3 separate regions of the Homo sapiens genome follow, and regions 1 and 3 are each linked to region 2. A link is an interaction called in ENCODE POLR2A ChIA-PET data of the cell type or tissue named here. Cell type or tissue: A673. All regions are shown on one strand. Each heading gives the region's core, and the rest is flanking DNA. Links, peaks and the distances in the headings are about the cores only.

Evidence for each region. ChIA-PET counts read pairs that join two places held together with the same protein. Peaks named below come from ENCODE experiments on the same cell type or tissue, not always from the same donor. Only the 100,000 strongest peaks of a DNase experiment are listed, where the experiment ranks them.
Region 1: POLR2A ChIA-PET joins it to region 2 with 10 read pairs; 1 of 35 experiments calls an interaction of 5 or more read pairs at or near these places.
Region 3: POLR2A ChIA-PET joins it to region 2 with 12 read pairs; 1 of 35 experiments calls an interaction of 5 or more read pairs at or near these places.

Annotation. Positions count from the first base shown.
Region 1 is chr2:29,747,097-29,752,604 of GRCh38, forward strand. All of the region lies in intron 1 of ALK (ALK receptor tyrosine kinase), which reads right to left. Among named protein-coding and RNA genes, the nearest start is that of ALK, 170 kb to the right of the region's middle. In A673, for the core only: no CTCF peak of the experiment used is centred there; DNase peaks (open chromatin) are centred at 1,165, 2,945 and 3,575; H3K27ac peaks cover 1,286 bases.
Region 2 is chr2:30,125,329-30,130,836 of GRCh38, forward strand. No RefSeq gene overlaps it. Among named protein-coding and RNA genes, the nearest start is that of YPEL5, 19 kb to the right of the region's middle. In A673, for the core only: no CTCF peak of the experiment used is centred there; DNase peaks (open chromatin) are centred at 1,893 and 2,333; H3K4me3 peaks cover 373 bases; H3K27ac peaks cover 5,000 bases.
Region 3 is chr2:29,842,931-29,848,438 of GRCh38, forward strand. All of the region lies in intron 1 of ALK (ALK receptor tyrosine kinase), which reads right to left. Among named protein-coding and RNA genes, the nearest start is that of ALK, 76 kb to the right of the region's middle. In A673, for the core only: no CTCF peak of the experiment used is centred there; DNase peaks (open chromatin) are centred at 2,161 and 5,171.

The DNA.
Region 1 (5,508 bases), core at 229-5,228, 380 kb before region 2:
GAGGTCACTCTATTTCATGAGTGGCCAGTGCTGACTGATGGAAAAGCCCTCCTCAATTAAAACTCCAGCTTGACCTCTCTCAAACTGTCCTATGGAAAACTAGAGGGAAAACAGCCCATTTCTTCTCCTCTAATCAGGGCTTTATTCACAACAATATGTTCCAACTAGTCTGAAAGTTTACAAACTTATCTTTGAAACAGGTGCTCTTAAGAAAGATCATTTTCATATTCAAATCTAAAAACAAATTTCAGAAACAATTGTCTACAGGTAGGAGACATTAAAAAATAATTGTTTAATGAATGAATGAATGAGTTTACTCACACCAATAAAAATGGAAGTTTCCTTTACTATTGAGTTACCATCAGGATACATCGGTTTTGGAGTGACAGGAGGAGAGCATCTCTTGGACCTCAGAGAGGGGCTGATGTCTCTGTCTCCCTTCCCACCCCATCCTGGGAGACAGGTAGAAGCATCAGTTTACATTTTTATCCCCTCAATGTCCAGCACAGGACCTAGCACAGAGTGAATGCTCAATAAATACTCCAAAGAATTTCCAGTAATGGAAAGAGCCCCAGAGACCATTTGGCCCAATCATTTTCCTCCCAGAAATATAAAAGAGAAACAAGTCAGTAATTTCTTGTGGGTTCCTAGAAAGCCCCTCCCCCACCACCAAATCCAATACCTTTTCATCTGCTTTTGATGCCTAAAGTTCCTTTGATGGAAGTCTAGAGCCTGTCATGGCACACATTGTCAAGCTTTCCCTTCTAAAGTGGCAAGGTCCAAAGGAAAGATAAATTAACCTCAACTCACACTAAGGTATAAAGGACAGTGGGCAGACCTTTCTGGAAAGCTACATAAAACTAACTAGCAACGAAAGAATGAGTCATGTGAATCCTAAATCTCTGCTTCTCTGAGCTAGGTATCATCTAAGCTGATGAGATTGCCTACCTGTCTCCTCTGGGAAAACAAAAAAGCAGTTTGGAAGGGCGGTCAAGTGGACTTCCCTTCTTAAAGGGGTTGCAAGACCCACAACAAGAGATCCACATGGTGCCTTTGATGTGACACTCGTTAGGTGTGGATCAGCTCTCCAGTGCTTTGCAAAGACATCTGTTACCCTGTTAATCACATCCTGGACAAGCTCCAGGATGTCTGAGTCAGGACCCATGGGACACTAGTACTTTTTTAAGAGCCCTTGGTCTACCCTAGAATGACACTTTCTACTCAAGGGTGTGTTGACTAAACTATGAATCAGCAGCCCACACATAGCAAGTGCTCTAAGCATATGGCCCTTGGCAATGCTTCTCAAATGTTAATGTGTGTATGAATCACCTGGTGATCATATTGGAAATGCAGGTTCTGATTAAGTGTCTGGGGTGGAGCCTAAAATTCTGCATCTCTAACAAGCTCCCAGGTGATGAACATGCCGCTGGTCAAACACTATACATTGAATAGGAAGGTTATTTCTAAAATTCACTGGGTGAAAGAAGCCCGTGGGAAGCATGTTGAACAGACACAATCCCAGGTCACCAACCTCAAAGGTTTTGATTCAGAAAAACTGAAATGGGACCATAGTGTATACATATTTAATAGGTATCCCTCAGTGATTCAGAAGAAGGCGCTTAGTCGATGGTACTTTAAGAGATACTAACATATCACTTTTTTTTTTTGAATCACAGTCTCACTCTGTCACCCAGGCTGGAATGCAGTGGCACGATCAAGGCTCACTGCAACCTCTGCCTCCTGGGTTCAAGCGATTCTCGTGCCTCAGCCTCCCAAGTAGTTGGGATTACAGTCGCGAGCCATTACTCCTGGCTAATTTTTGTATTTTTAGTAGAGATGGGGTTTTGCCATGTTGGCCAGCTGGTCTTGAACCCCTGACCTCAAGTGATCCACCTGCCTTGGCCTCCCAAAGTAAGAGATACTAACATATCTCTTGAATGATCATACTGAAGGTGTGTCCTCTGGCCTGTTACAGAAGAGAAATACCTGACATCCACGCCTCCTGACCACTTAGGACAGTGACTGTCAAACTCCAAGGCACATCAAAGTCACCTGGAGGGCTTATTAAAGCTCAAAGAGCTGCCCTCAGTCCCCAGGGTTTCTGATTCAGTAGGTCTGGGGTGGAGCCCAAGAATTCACATTGCTAACCAGTTTTCCAGGAAATGCTAACATTGGTGGTTTGGAGGTCATGCTCTGAGAACCTGTGATATAGATGAAAGGTAACCTTTTAAAAATCACCAGAGGAGCTTTTCAACCCACACTCATTATGAAATGCTTGGGGACACCAACCTATGTCTTTTACAAACAGCACTTCAGTTGCTAAGCACCCACTCAGAGAACAAATACTCCAAAGGAAAGGCCCCTTAATCCTGAATAGATAATAGTTTTAAATAAATATTCTTAGGACCCCAGAGAGACATGTGGGACTGCTGACCAACTAGACCCAGGGGTCTCAGACAGGGAAGACCTCAGGCCCAAACCCAAGGAAAGGCCTAACAGTTGCTGAGCAGGAGGGAAGCTGCTCCATAGGGCGGTGGGCCCATCGTTCTCAGTCCCCAAAGCAAAGGAGGTCATGGCTCCCCCACAGCCCACAGCATCTCCAACCCCCTGAGCCCAGCCATTTATTAGCCCACATAAGGCAACTTCAGTTTAGCCGAACAGCTTATCTATAATATATGGAAACTAGAGAGACACTTGTTCATTGAGATCTTCCCCAAATTTATCAAGACAGGGAGAGAAGAAATGAGTTGAGTCTTCCTGTTCCACGGAATAGGAACACATTCTACCTGGACCTATGGTAATCAGAAGTGCAGTGCTCCTCCCCTAAAACACTCCAGACCCTTGAAAGCAGGTTCATGTCATTATCTCAAGAGCAGCATTAGCCAGGAAGGCTAATGAGGGCTCCCTGCCAGGAAGGAACAGCCTAGAGATGCATTTCAGGAAAGAGGCAGCAGGCAGAGAACAGCTGCCCCAGACAGACAGCACATCCGCCGAGGGCATGATTGCATGGGACTCGAGAAGTATAGTAATGCATTGCTTAACGATGGGGATTTGTTCTAAGAAATGCATCATTAGATGATTTCATCACAGTGTGAACATCACAGAGTGCATTTACACAAACCTAGATGGTAGCCTACTATATGCCTAGGCTATATGGTATAGCCTATCGATCCCAGGCCACAAACCAGGCCACAGTACAGCATGTTACTGTACTGAATACTGTAGACAACTGTATAACAATGGTATTTGTGACCTAAACATATTAAAATATAGAAAAGGTACTAAGCTGGGCAGAGTGGCTCATGCTTATAATTCAAGAACCTTTGGAGGCCAAGGTGGGAGGACTCCTTGAGCCCAGGAGTTTGAGAACAGCCTGGGCAACATAGTGAGACCCCATCTCTACAATAAATTAAAAAATTAGCTGGGCATGGTGGCATATGCCTGTAGTCCCAGCTACTTGGGAGGCTGAAGTGGGAAGATTGCTTGAGGTCAGGTTGATTGCTTGAGTGGAGTGGAGTGTAACGGAACAGAATGGGAAGGAAGGAAGGAAGGAAGGAAGGAAGGAAGGAAGGAAGGAAGGAAGGAAGGAAGGAAGGAAGGAAGGCAGGCAGGCAGGAAGGAAGGAAGGAAGGAAGAAAGGGAGGGAGGGAGGGAAAGAGAGAAAGAGAAAGAAAGAGAATGACAGAGGCCGGGCGTGGTGGCTTGTGGCTCATGCCTGTAATCCCAGCATTTTGGGAGGCCAAGGTGGGTGGATCATGAGGTCAGGAGTTCGAGACCAGCCTGGCCAGCATGGTGAAACCCCATCTCTACTAAAAATACAAAAATTAGCAGGGCATGGTGGCCTGCGCCAGTAGTCCCAGCTACTCCAGCGGCTGAGGCAGGAGAATCGCTTGAAGCCAGGAGGCAGAGGTTGCAGTAAGCCGACACTGAGCCACTGCACCCCAGCCTGGGCAACAGAGCAAGACTCCATCTCAAAAGGAAGGGGAGGAGAGGGGAGGGAAAAGAGAAGAAAGAAAGGTTACAGTAAACATTAAAGATAATAAATGGTACACCTGTATAGGGCATTTACCACGAATGAAGCTTGCCTGGACTGAAAGTTGCTTTGGGTGAGTCAGTAAGGAGTGGTGAGTGAGGGTGGCCTAGGACATTACTGTACACTCCTGTACATTTTAGAAACACTGTACACTTAAGCTACACTAAATTTATTTTAAAAAAATTAATTGTGCTAGGACATTACGATGGCTATGACTTCAGCACGCGATAGGAATTTTTCAGCTTCCTTATAAAGCTTATGAGACCGCTGATGTATGTGCAGTCCTTCATTGCCTGAAATGTTGTTATGTGGCCCGTGACTAGTTTGATTTGGGTTCTGCCTGCCCCATGGTCTCGGGGATGGGAAAGGCGTTGAGTTGTGTGTTTATGGAGTGTGAGCATCTCAGCTTCTTGTAATCCCAAGTAATAACTGCACTTTCTGTTCCTCTTGCCTTCTGCTACTCTGAGTTAATGAATAACACCAGGTAACTAGTTTCTGAGGCAGCCTAGGATCCCAATTCTCAGGTTCCTGCTTGTATGAAGCACCATTTTACCGAAACTTAGGGACAATTCTGAGGCAGTGACCACCTTTCATGAGGTGACATGTTGCCAGGCACAGTAGAAGCAAAGCAAGTGTCCACCACGTCTTCATGTTCTAGATTTTTAGGGACAGTTCCCAGCTCAAGTATTCTGTCCTCTTGTTCAACCAATAAGTACTAATTAGTGGTGATGAAAATATACATAAACCCTAGAGATACTGGTTAAGGATGACTATAAAACAACAATGATGATAATTGTAGCTAACATTTTTGAGACCGGAGTGGTAGAGGTATTATCCCCATTTTAGAGGTAAGGAAATAGAGGCTCAGGAAGCTAAGATAATAGCACAAAGCTAACATCATCTAACCTGAGTCTGTCTGTCATCAAAGACCTTACCTGTACTCTACAAAGACGTTCTGAACTTATGATGGCATAACTTAATGATCTTCTGACTTTATGATGGTGCAAAAGCTATGTGCATTCAGTAGAAACCATATTTTAAATTTTGCCTTTTTTTGTTTATTTTTATTATTATAAAATAGGCATTGTGTTAGATGAGTTTGCCCAACTATAAACTTGTGTAAGTGTTCCGAGCACGTTTAAGGTAGGCTAGGCTAGGCTATGATGTTTGGTAGCTTACGTGTATTCAATGCATTTGTGACTTCTGCTATTTTCTTTTCTTTTTTTTTTTTTTTTTTTGAGACGGAGTTTCGCTCTGTCGCCCAGGCTGGAGTGCAGTGGCGCGATCTCGACTCACTGCAAGCTCCGCCTCCCGGGTTCACGCCATTCTCCTGCCTCAGCCTCCTGTGTAGCTGGGACTACAGGCACGCGCCACCATGCCCGGCTAATTTTTGTATTTTTAGTAGAGACGGGGTTTCACCGTGTTAGCCAGGATGGTCTCGATCTCCTGACCTCGTGATCCGCCCGTCTCGGCCT
Region 2 (5,508 bases), core at 289-5,288:
AGCACTTCATCCAACAACAGCAGAATACACATTCCTTTCAAGTGCCAATGGAACATATCAAGAAAAACTATATTCTGTGTCATTTAAAAAATAAAAACTCAACAAATTTAAAAGAATTGAAATCATACAGAGTATATTCTCTGATCACAATGGGATCAAACTAAAAATTAATAGTAGAAAAACAGAAAATCTCCAAACACTTGGAAACTAAACAACAAACTTTTAAATATCTCCTGGGCCAAGAGAAAGTTTCAAGGGAAATTGTAAAAATACACTGAACTGAACAAAAGTTAAAATAAAACATACCAAAATTTGTGGGACACCACTAGAACACCACTGAAAAGAAATTTTTTAGCACTAAATACTTCTAATAGAAAAGAGAAAAAGCCTAAAATCAATAATCTAGCTACACACCTAAGAACACTGAGAAAGAAGATAGAAAAACAAACACCAAAACAAGTAGAAGTAATCCCATAATAAAGATAAGAGCAGAATTCAGTAAATTGAAAACAAAAACAATAGGAAAAAACAATAAAAGAGAAAGTTGGTTATTTGAAAAGATCAGTAAAACGGACAAGTCTCTAGCAAGACTGACAAAGAAAAAAGAAAAGATACAAATATCAAGAGTGAAAGAGGAAATATCACTACAGACCATGCATATATCAAAAAGATAATAAGAGAATATGATAAGCAATTTTACATCCATAAATTTGACAACTGAAATGAAAAGGATCAATTCTTCAAAAAATGCAAACTACCCCAGCTCACCCAATATGGAATATATGATTTGAATAGCCCTATGATTACCAAGTAAAAATTTAAAACTCCCAAAAAAGAAATCTCCAGGCCCAGATGGCTTCACTGGAGAATTCTATGAAAAGTTTAAAGAATTAGCACCAATTCTATTCAGTCTTTTCCATAAAATAGAAGATGAGGAAATTCTTCCCAAATAATTTTACGAAGGTAGTATACCCTGATACCAAAGCCAAACAATGACAGTACAAAAACAGAAAACTGCAGACCAATATCCCTCATGAATATAGATGCAAATATCGTTACCAAAATATTAGCAAAAACAATTCAGCAATATAAAAAAAGAATTACATGCTATGAACAAGTGAGGTTTATTCCAGGGATGCAAGGCTAGTTCAGTGTTCAAAAATCAATATAATCATTGTTAATACATCTACATACTAGCAATAAATGTGAAAACTAAAATTAAAAAATAGAATACTGACCAGGTGCAGTGCCTCACACCTGTAATCCCAGCATTTTCGGAGGCTGAGGCAGGTAGATCACCTGAGGTCAGGAGTTCAAGACCAGCCTGGCCAACATAGTGAAACCCTATCTCTACTAAAAATACAAAAAAATTAGCCAGGCGTGGTGGTGGGCGCCTGTAATCCCAGATACTCGGGAGGCTGAGGCAGGAGAATTGCTTGAACCCAGGAGGCAGAGGTTGCAGTGACCCGAGATCATGCCACTGCACTCCAGCCAGGGTGATAGAGTGAGACTCCATCTCAAAAAAAAAAAAAAGTGCTATTTATAATTATTCAAAAAATAAAATGCTTAAGGGGTGCAAATTTAAGAAAACATAAGACTAGTATGCTGGAACTACAAAATAGTGACAAAAGAAAGCAAAGAAGATCTAAATTAATGGAGAGTCATACCTGGTTTGTGGACTAGAAGACCACACACACACAGCTACCATATGACCCAGCAATTGCATATGTGGGCATACGTCCCACAGGGGTAGCAAAGCATGTTCACAAAAAACCCGTACATGAATACTTAAAGCAGTTTTATTCATAAGAGCCAAAAACTGGAAACAACACAGATGGCCATCAACGACAAATGATTGCATGTACTGTGATACATCCATACCATGAAATACTATTCATCAACCAAAAGGAATGAACTTGGCAGCCCACGCCTATAATCCCAGCTACTTGGGAGGCTGAAACAAGAGAATCATTTGAACCCAGGAGGCAGAGGTTGCAGTGAGTCAAGATGGCGCCACTGCACTCCAGCCTGGGCGACAGAACAAGATCCTCTCAAAGAAAAAAAAAAAGGAAGGAGGGAAGGAAGGAAGGAAGGAAGGAGGGAGGGAGGGAAGGAAGGAGGGAGGGAAGGAAGGAGGGAAGGAAGGAAGGAAGGAAGGAAGGACGGAAGCAAGGAAGGAAGGAAGGAAGGAAGGAAAGGAAAGAAGGAAGGATAAAACAAAAAGGAATGAACTGATGATACATGAACAGCCTGGAGGAATAGCCAGAGAATTATGCCGAGTGAACAGAAAAGCTAATCCCCAAAAGGTTACATACTGTGTGGTTCCACTTATATAACATTTTTGAAATGGAGAACAGATCAGTAGTTACCAGGAATTAAAGCTGGAATAGAGTGAGAGGGAAGTGGGTGTGGCTATAAATGTCAACATGAGTCATCCTTGTGATTGTGGAAAAATGTTTTCTATCTTGACTATATCAATGTTCATAGACTGGTTGTGATTTTGTCCCATAATTTTTCAAGACGAATTTAGTTTTTAAAAAATATTACATATATATTTGTTGAAAAATAAGCATTAAAGAAGTGTATAATATAAAAAGTTTCTTGTAAGATACCCAGACCCTACTCATTCCCTTCACCCTCTTCCCATACCCCCCACCCACACACACACTGCCTCTGGATAAATACTATTAATGGTTTGATATATTTTCCTCTGATTCTGTTTTTGGGGGCATTTTTTGACAGGGTCTTGCTCTGTGGCCCAGGCTAGAGTGCAGTGTCACGATTACAGCTCACTGCACCCTTGACCTCCAGAGCTCAAGCGATCCTCCCACCTCAGCCTCCCAAGTAGCTGAGACTACAGGCTCATGCCACCATGCCCAGCTAATTTTTGTTTTGTTTTGTTTTGTTTTTATACAGATGAGATTTTGTCATGTTGCCGAAGCTGGTCTTGAACTCCTGGGCTCTAGCAATCTGCCCGCTTTGGCCTCCGAAAGTGCTGGGACTACAGGTGTGAGCCACTGCACCCAGCCTACTCTGATTTTTTGCATAACCTAAAATATCTATCTACCTTTATATATAATTTACATTTTTAAAACCAAAAATTGAATTATACTAAACATAGTCCTGCAACATGCTTTTCTTATCCAATATATTTTGGGCATTTTTTCTATATCAGTATTTTATTGCTATCAGTGGCTACACAATATTCTACTGAATGACTGTGTCATGATTTATCATTTCTTATAATGGTGGAAGTATATACATTTTTCCTTTCAACATTACAAATATTGCTGAAAACAACTATTTATTTGTGTCAATGTATTTCTAGTCTCATTTCCTAGAAGTAGAAAATGTAAGACCAAACAGTTTTTGCCTATTTTAAAATGTAATCGATTCTGCCCATTGCCCTCCACAAATATTGCACCAATTTATATCATCATCAACAGAGTATGAGACTCTGTCCGTTTGCCCATACTCTCAACACAGACATTAGGTTTTAAAAATTCTCCTAGAGTCATGTTTGTGACAATAGTGAAAATGTGGAAAAGAATGTGTCCCCAGACATAGGAGTTTGTGTTCCAACACTGCATACAAGGGTAAGACATTGAGACAACAGTAGGCTTGAAGAAACAGAAAGGTAGAAACAGAGCGAAATAGAGACAGATGGACGGATGGGCATATATATGGATGGTGGGTACACAGAGATATGAAATCTCATTTGATTCGGCTGAACATTTTTAGAACAAGCACACAGCTTTGAACATGCCCTGAAGGCAAGTGCCATGAATATATTGGATGGTTTCAGTAGTGAGAAAAATACCATTATATATAAAACAAAAAAATGTGAAATTCTAAATTTGACTAGTTATATCAAGAACAAAAGTCCGGGCCAGGCACAGTGGATCGCTCCTTGAATCTCAGCACTTTGGGAGGCCGAGGCAGGAGGATCACTTAAGCCTAGGAGTTGGAGACTGGCCTGGGCAACAAAGTGAGACCCCCGTCTCAAATTTTTAAACATTTATTTTTAAAAAAGAAAGAACAAACAAAAGCCCTGAAAGCTGAGCAGAAGTTCTCCAGGAGGCATGCCAAGAATGGGTGCAAAACACAGCACAGTGGGCAACTCTGGAGAGTGGCCAGGAGTGTAACATGGTCACAGCATCAGGCACCTGTAGGAAGGGGATAATAGGAACAGGCCCACAGTGGAGGATGCAGCAGGGAGAATATGGGTACAGGAAGTAGAGATGGAGTGTGGTGGCCTCAGACCTCCCTCCAAAAGAACCAGCTGCAGGGGGCACAGCTTCCCGCACAGACCTGCCACAGAGTCACACTGTCCCTGGCGCTCCCACCCCATGCCTGAGCATGCAGTGGGTGCCATTTCTGCCTGATGCGGGATTCCGCTCACAGGCTGTCTTCTCTTGGGGTTGCCCCATTGTCTGAAGCTTCTCCTACCCAGTCCTCCTTCCCTCCCTCTCTGCTTCCACAGGTGTCAGATCTACATCGCAGGCAGCTGGCTCTTTGGCCTACTGAGGTTCATGTCCCTCTGTCCTTCCCAGAGGCTTCCTCCATTTCGTCCCTGGCACATCTAGTCCCATCTTGGCATCTGCTTCTTGAGGGGCCTGAGCCGACTGAGAGAGAGAGAGAGATGGGCATCTGACAAGTCAGAGAGAGAGAGATGGGCATCTGACAAGTCGTGAAGGGCAAACCGCTCCTTTAGACTTCACTATCACTCTAGCATCACACCTGGGATTGCAACGATTAATCACTCCTCGCAAAGCTGTGGATTCCTCGTCTGTAAAGTGAGAGAGATGGGCTACATAATCTCCAGGTCCTTTCGGTTCTATGTTGCCACAAACTGAATTTGTTAAGATTTCAAATTTGAGGATGTGGTCTCTACTGCCAAAGAGAAGGGATTTTCTTTGACCCTATTAACCAATAATTGTAATGAATCTTTCTTATGGACAGTGCAGTGATTAATCCCAGGGTGTGGTGATGTACCAGGCACAGGTACGCCAGTGGAGGGCCACTCTCCAGAGCTGCCCACTGTCCTGTGTTTTGCACCCATTCTTTGCATGCTTCCTGGAGAACTTCTGCTCAGCTTTCAGGGCTTTCATTTGTTCTTTCTTTTTTTAAAATAAATTTTTAAAAATTTGAGACGGGGGTCTCACTTTGTTGCCCAAGCTGGTCTCCAACTCCTAGGCTTAAGTGATCCTCCTGCCTCGGCCTCCCAAAGTGCTGAGATTCAAGGAGTGATCCACTGTGCCTGACCCAGACTTTTGTTCTTGATATAACTAGACAAATTTAGAATTTCACATTTTTTGTTTTTATATATAATGGACAAGGGAGGAAGGCTACTAAGAACTGGGAGTACAGGAAGGAGACCAGTGTCCTTGGGTTCCTGCTTGGAAACAGAGATGGTGCAGAGATTATAACCTGAGCTTACTTGCATTGACTTCTTTTTTAAAAACTACAAAGGTTTTACAGGCTTTTTAAAAAGTCAATCATGCTGGG
Region 3 (5,508 bases), core at 186-5,185, 280 kb before region 2:
GAGGTTGGAGCAAATGCTCTAGCATAAAGGACAGAGGAAATGAGAACAGGGAATGCCCACAGCTTCTCATCCTTGTGAGGTGAGGTTCTCCCCACTGTATGAAGTCCCCAGAACGCAGCTGGACCAAATGGCAGGGGCAGAGTGAGCAGGTAAGGGTGATTGGGTAAGAAAAATATTGGGGCTTGAGACTTCAGTAATACCAATATTAGGTTGTGTTCATGGAGAGGAGGGGAATATCAATGGGGATGAGGGGAAAAGACCCACCAGCTAGAAGGGGTCTCGGTGCCCCACTACCATGCAGAGTCAATTTCAACTATGAATCAGAATTATTGGTAGTGAAATTTTGCCCTACTTTACACCTACTCCCACATACGGGGCACACATATACACATAAAATTTCCTCCAAGAGTTGTGTGTGTGGTGTGTGTGTATGGTGTGCGTGTGTGTCACATTCTCTACTTAGGTTGCGAGGGTACCTGTGCAACTGCTGGAAGAAAAGAAGGAAGGAGGAAGAAAAGAAGAAAGGGAGGCAGGAATGATGGCAGGAATTATGAAAGGACAGAAATGTAAATGTGATCATATGGATGGCTGCTGATGGATATGGTTATCATATACTCCTGCAGCCTGAGGGTGGGCAGAGTGATGTCCAAGTTCTGCCTGACGCTGAATTCATTGAAGGGGATTTCTATTGTAGAACCCTGGCCAACAGCTTTGCAAAGACCAAAGTGGTCATTGATTTACTTAAAGGACAAAACCTCCCATAATTTGTCAGTAAAATGGATGCAAGCAAAAAATTGTCACTTTTCAAAACCAGAAGTTAACAGAACAAAATCTCTGGGACCATGGAATGGGTTGCTTTGATATATAGGGAGCATTCATAATCAATGATCATACTCTCACCCTACGCGAAGTTACTACTGAGCACTTACTGTATGCTGAGCACATTATTAGGCACCAAAGATCCAGCACCTGCCCTCATGAAACTTGCTGTCTAGTGGGGGAAGCCAGGCCTTAATTAATTAATCTCAAAAACAGAGGTAAATTTCAACTGTGACATACGCTTTTGAAAGAAACGTCTACAGTGCTATGAGAATACAGGATGGATAATCTGACATATAGGACTTGGTAAAGGGCATAGAATGGATGATCTGTTGTATAAGTTCTGGAAAAGGAGGTGAAGGAAATTTCCTTGAGGAAGTCACCCCGGAACTGCTATCTGAAGGATAAGAAGGAGTTGTCTGGACAACAAAGGAAAAAAGACATTTTAGGGAAAGAAAACAACGCATGCATATGCCTTGTGGAAAGCAGGGGTGGGTAAGAGCAAGAACTCTCAGAGGTGCTGTTGCGTGGCTAGACCAGCAGCAGATGGGGGCAGAGAGAATGAGCAGTGCCCCCCGGGGCCAGTGGGGAGCAGGTGCAGATCATGTACCTCGTGTGCCATTTTAGGGAATATTTTACCTTATCCTAAGAGCAAGGTGAGACAATGAACAACAGGATTTAAATAGGTATTCAAGGAACAGTTATTAACCATATCACACATAAGGGGTACCAAGGACATAAAAAGGCCTGTAAACCTCTGATATAGTAGGTGAAATGTTACTTGAATCTCCATTTGTGCTTTTTCTCTGGGGTTAGGTCCATAGCTGTTATTAGATTCCCAAAGGAGTTCACAATCTTCTGAAGGTTAGAACCATTGTCCTGGTTCTTAGGGGAGGAGACTGGAGACTGGATGATTTCTTACTACGTCACTTCCATTTCTACGATTCATGAGCCGAAAACCAACCCAGATCCATCCAAGTGACTGACAAACTAAGGTTTACTGTCATCAGCAGGGAAATTAGAGCCAAAAGTTTAAAAGTATGTGTTTGATGTTGCTAGCAGCAGAGATGAGCTGAGAATGCAATCACCTTCACCCTGATAACCCCCCTGCACACACACACACACACACACACACACACAGAGGCACACACACACAGTACACACACTGCTCATCCTACAGAAAGGCTCCTCACAGGCTGTGGACCTCAACTCTTTGAGAAGCTTATCACTGGGGGTTCCGGGGCTGTCGTCTAAGGCCCAAGAGCATTTTCATAACCAACCCAGTCTCAGCCCAGTCCCAGGGGGTTATGGATGTGAGTTTACTCATTTCCTGTCTCCAGGCACTCCCTTGTCCTGCTAGCAAAATGAAAATAAAGCAAGTGGATCAGGGCTAACATAGGCACAGTTGACACTCAATGATTTGAGTCACTGGAGGGGATCATCACCATGAATTATCACGGGCACAAGTGCTGAATCACAGATGCTACTGATCCCTCAGGCTCACACAAACCCTGGCTTCTTCTTCAACAGTGATTCCCAAAGGGTGTTCCCTGGCACTTTAATTCTGGGGGATGTTAATAGGGACTCTGTAAATAAATAAGGTTTCACGGTTAAGTAAGCTTGGGACATGTTGGATTACAAAAGGTGAGACAGGTGTCTTTGCTGCAAGGCTTCCTCAACCTTTAACGACATTTTTTTTTTTGAGACAGAGTTTTGCTCGTGTCACCCATGCTGGAGTGCAATGGCACTATCTCAGCTCACTGCAACCTCCACCCCCCAGGTTCAAGCGATTCTCCTGCCTCAGCCTCCCAAGTAGCTGGGAGTACGGGCATGTGCCATCATGACCGGCCAATTTTGTATTTTTAGTAGAGACAGGATTTCACCATGTTGGCCAGGCTGGTTTCAAACTCCTGACCTCAGGTGATCCACCTGCCTCAGCCTCCAAAAGTACTAGGATGACAGGTGTGAGCCACTGTGCCCGGACACATTTTTTAACCTTGGAGAATAAAATCTAGTTTACCATTTCCCCAAACTTTTGGAAGACTCCCAGAAACCTTTGGTTGAGGAGCACCTCTTGGGTGCTGGTGCTCCAAGACAGATTCTGGGAACTGTGACTCTCCACAGCACTCTTAAAAAGTGTCTGTGCTCCAGTTCATGCCAGGGTTCTCTGTAGCACAATGCACAACTTTATTTCCCATCCAAGGTTCATACTAAATCCTGCCTCATGAAGGAAGCCTTTTCCAGTGGTCTGGTCTATATCATATAGTGCTATAGTGTGGCCCATACATCTGGCCCATGGTTATAAAAAAGAAATCTGGTTTTGGGCTTGGGAGTGTGATGTTCTGTGATCAGCAGGCTCTCATAATCTGGCCCTGCCAATCTCTCTGATCTCACCTGGAATTGGCCTCTCCCAGGCCAGTTACCCTGAACTCCTGTCTGTTTCTTGAACACACCACGCTGGTTCTAGGATCTGGTTCTAGGATCTGGCCCTTGGCACTTGCCCCCCCACCTGACCGCATAGCCAGTTCACGCTGACTGGCTCCTTTATTAACCACTGGAACTCAACAGCACCCCTCCCCAAATTTCCTACTGTCCTAGAACCCCGTTTTATTTTCTTCACAATACTCATCACTATATAAAATTGCCTTGTCCATTTATTTACACACTTATTGTCTGTCTTCCTTTCAAGAATATTAGCTCCATGAGAACAAGACCTTGTCTAGGATGATCCTTGTCTAGAGCCTGGCACGCAGCAGGCATGTAAACATTTCTTGAGTGAATGAATGCTCTCAATGAGTTCTTGCTTATAACTTTTATAAAGCAGAGGAGTCTACTTGGTGGTAGAGACTCTGGTCAGTGCTGTACCAAAGTCCACCTCCTCCCCCGGGCATTGAAAGATTTTTCAAACTGCAAGAAAGCAATACCATCCTCCTCCAGAGATTGTCAAAAGTCTGGCAACTTCCTTACTGGATAACTGCTAAGTAGCACTACTATTATCATATTAGCCACACTTGTTGAGTGTTTACCATGTGCCAGGATCTATGTGAAGCCTTTTACATACATCTTTTGATGCTCACCAGAGATTCTATGAGATAGGTTCTATTATTATTCCCATTTTACAGCAGAGAAAACACAGCTCAGAACAGTCAGGTTATTTGGCCCGCACCTATAAGCAGATCTGTCTGACTCCAGAACTAGAATCTTGCTGAGCTATAGAATTTGTAAACACACGTAAAAAGGAGCTTGTAAAGTAAAAAATGGCCCTGCCACAGTTGCCATCACCCCTGCAGGGAAACGTGAAAGGAGGTCCAGGTGGCCTCCACCAGCAAAAACACAGAGAGGAATCTCACTGTGGGTTGGATGTGGTTTAGGGATTGCCAAGAGAAGCCGTGTTCCCAGGGGCTCCTCCCTTCCCTCCACGATACCTCGGTATTCTCATCTATGAATAGGCAGCCCCTTCTTCTAGAGGTGACCATAATGAGCTGCTCACCACACAGTTGGCAAAAGTACTATCAGGAAAGTCGGGGAATAGGGTGGTGGTAGGGACGTGTTGACCCAGGACCTCTGGACCTGGGCTCCTATCTGCACTGGAGATGAAACTGCCTGAGGCCCAAGGAGTTGAACAAATGCCCCAGGAGCTATGAGATGCCTAGAAACCAACAGGGGATTTTAATAAAAGCAACTTGCTGATCAGGTACATACTTAATGTTATAATTACCCCGTGATGACAGCGTTGTGAAGTACAGACAAGCAGGAAGTACTGACCAAGCAATTTTAAAAGGTTGGTCTAATGCTCTTCATTTTTCACTAAAGCCTAAATTGAGTTTGTGCTTTCAGGGAATAATGAAAAAGACAGAAAGGTGAACATGACAATCTAGTTCCAAGAGCCCTAGATTGAAAAAAGAACGGGAAAATAGGTGGATTTTCCTCTGAAGCCAAAGAATGGCATTCATTCATTCATTCATTCGTTTATAAACTTTATAGAATGGTGTTCCATGACAGGCACTGTGCTCAATGATGAAAACATTGGCAGGGGAAGGGGTAAAAAAAGAGAGAAAGGAGAAGAGAAATGAGAGAGCGTAGGAAGAGGACAAGAAGGAGAGGGAAGATGAAGCAAAGGAGGAAGGAGAGGAGGATGAGGGTGGGGGAGGTGTAAGAAGGAGAAGCAGAGATGGGAAAGAGTCTCAGCTTTGATACGCTCATTGTCTAGTGGCGAGACAAACTTCTGGCTCCAAAAAATAGGCCCAGCTAGGGAGCCAGCTGGACTTAAATCCCCCCATAAGTGGCAGGGATTTCCAAGTATCCAAAAAGTGCTCTCTTGGCTGCTGGTGAGGCTCGGTACGCAGCTGCCAGGGTCCCTGGGGGATCAGGGGCAGCGGGTGTGAATAGGTCTTAGTGCCTCTGGGAGGAGGAAGTGGGGAGGCTTTTCTTCCCAACCACCTAAGCAGTACAGTGGGACTTCAATTCTGATGTCAGTGCGAAAGGCAAAAATTGATATTTTGAATTGCATAGATTCAAAACTATCCTTGAAAATCCCTTAAATTCCCCCAGAACATGCAGCCTGCATGTTTCATGCTGACCACCTTGTTCAGGAAGGCTTTTTTTTTTTTTTTAAACTAGCAAGTTTGAGAACCACTGAGCTAGACTTAAAGGAAGGAAGGAAATGAACATGTGTATGCAGATATGTGC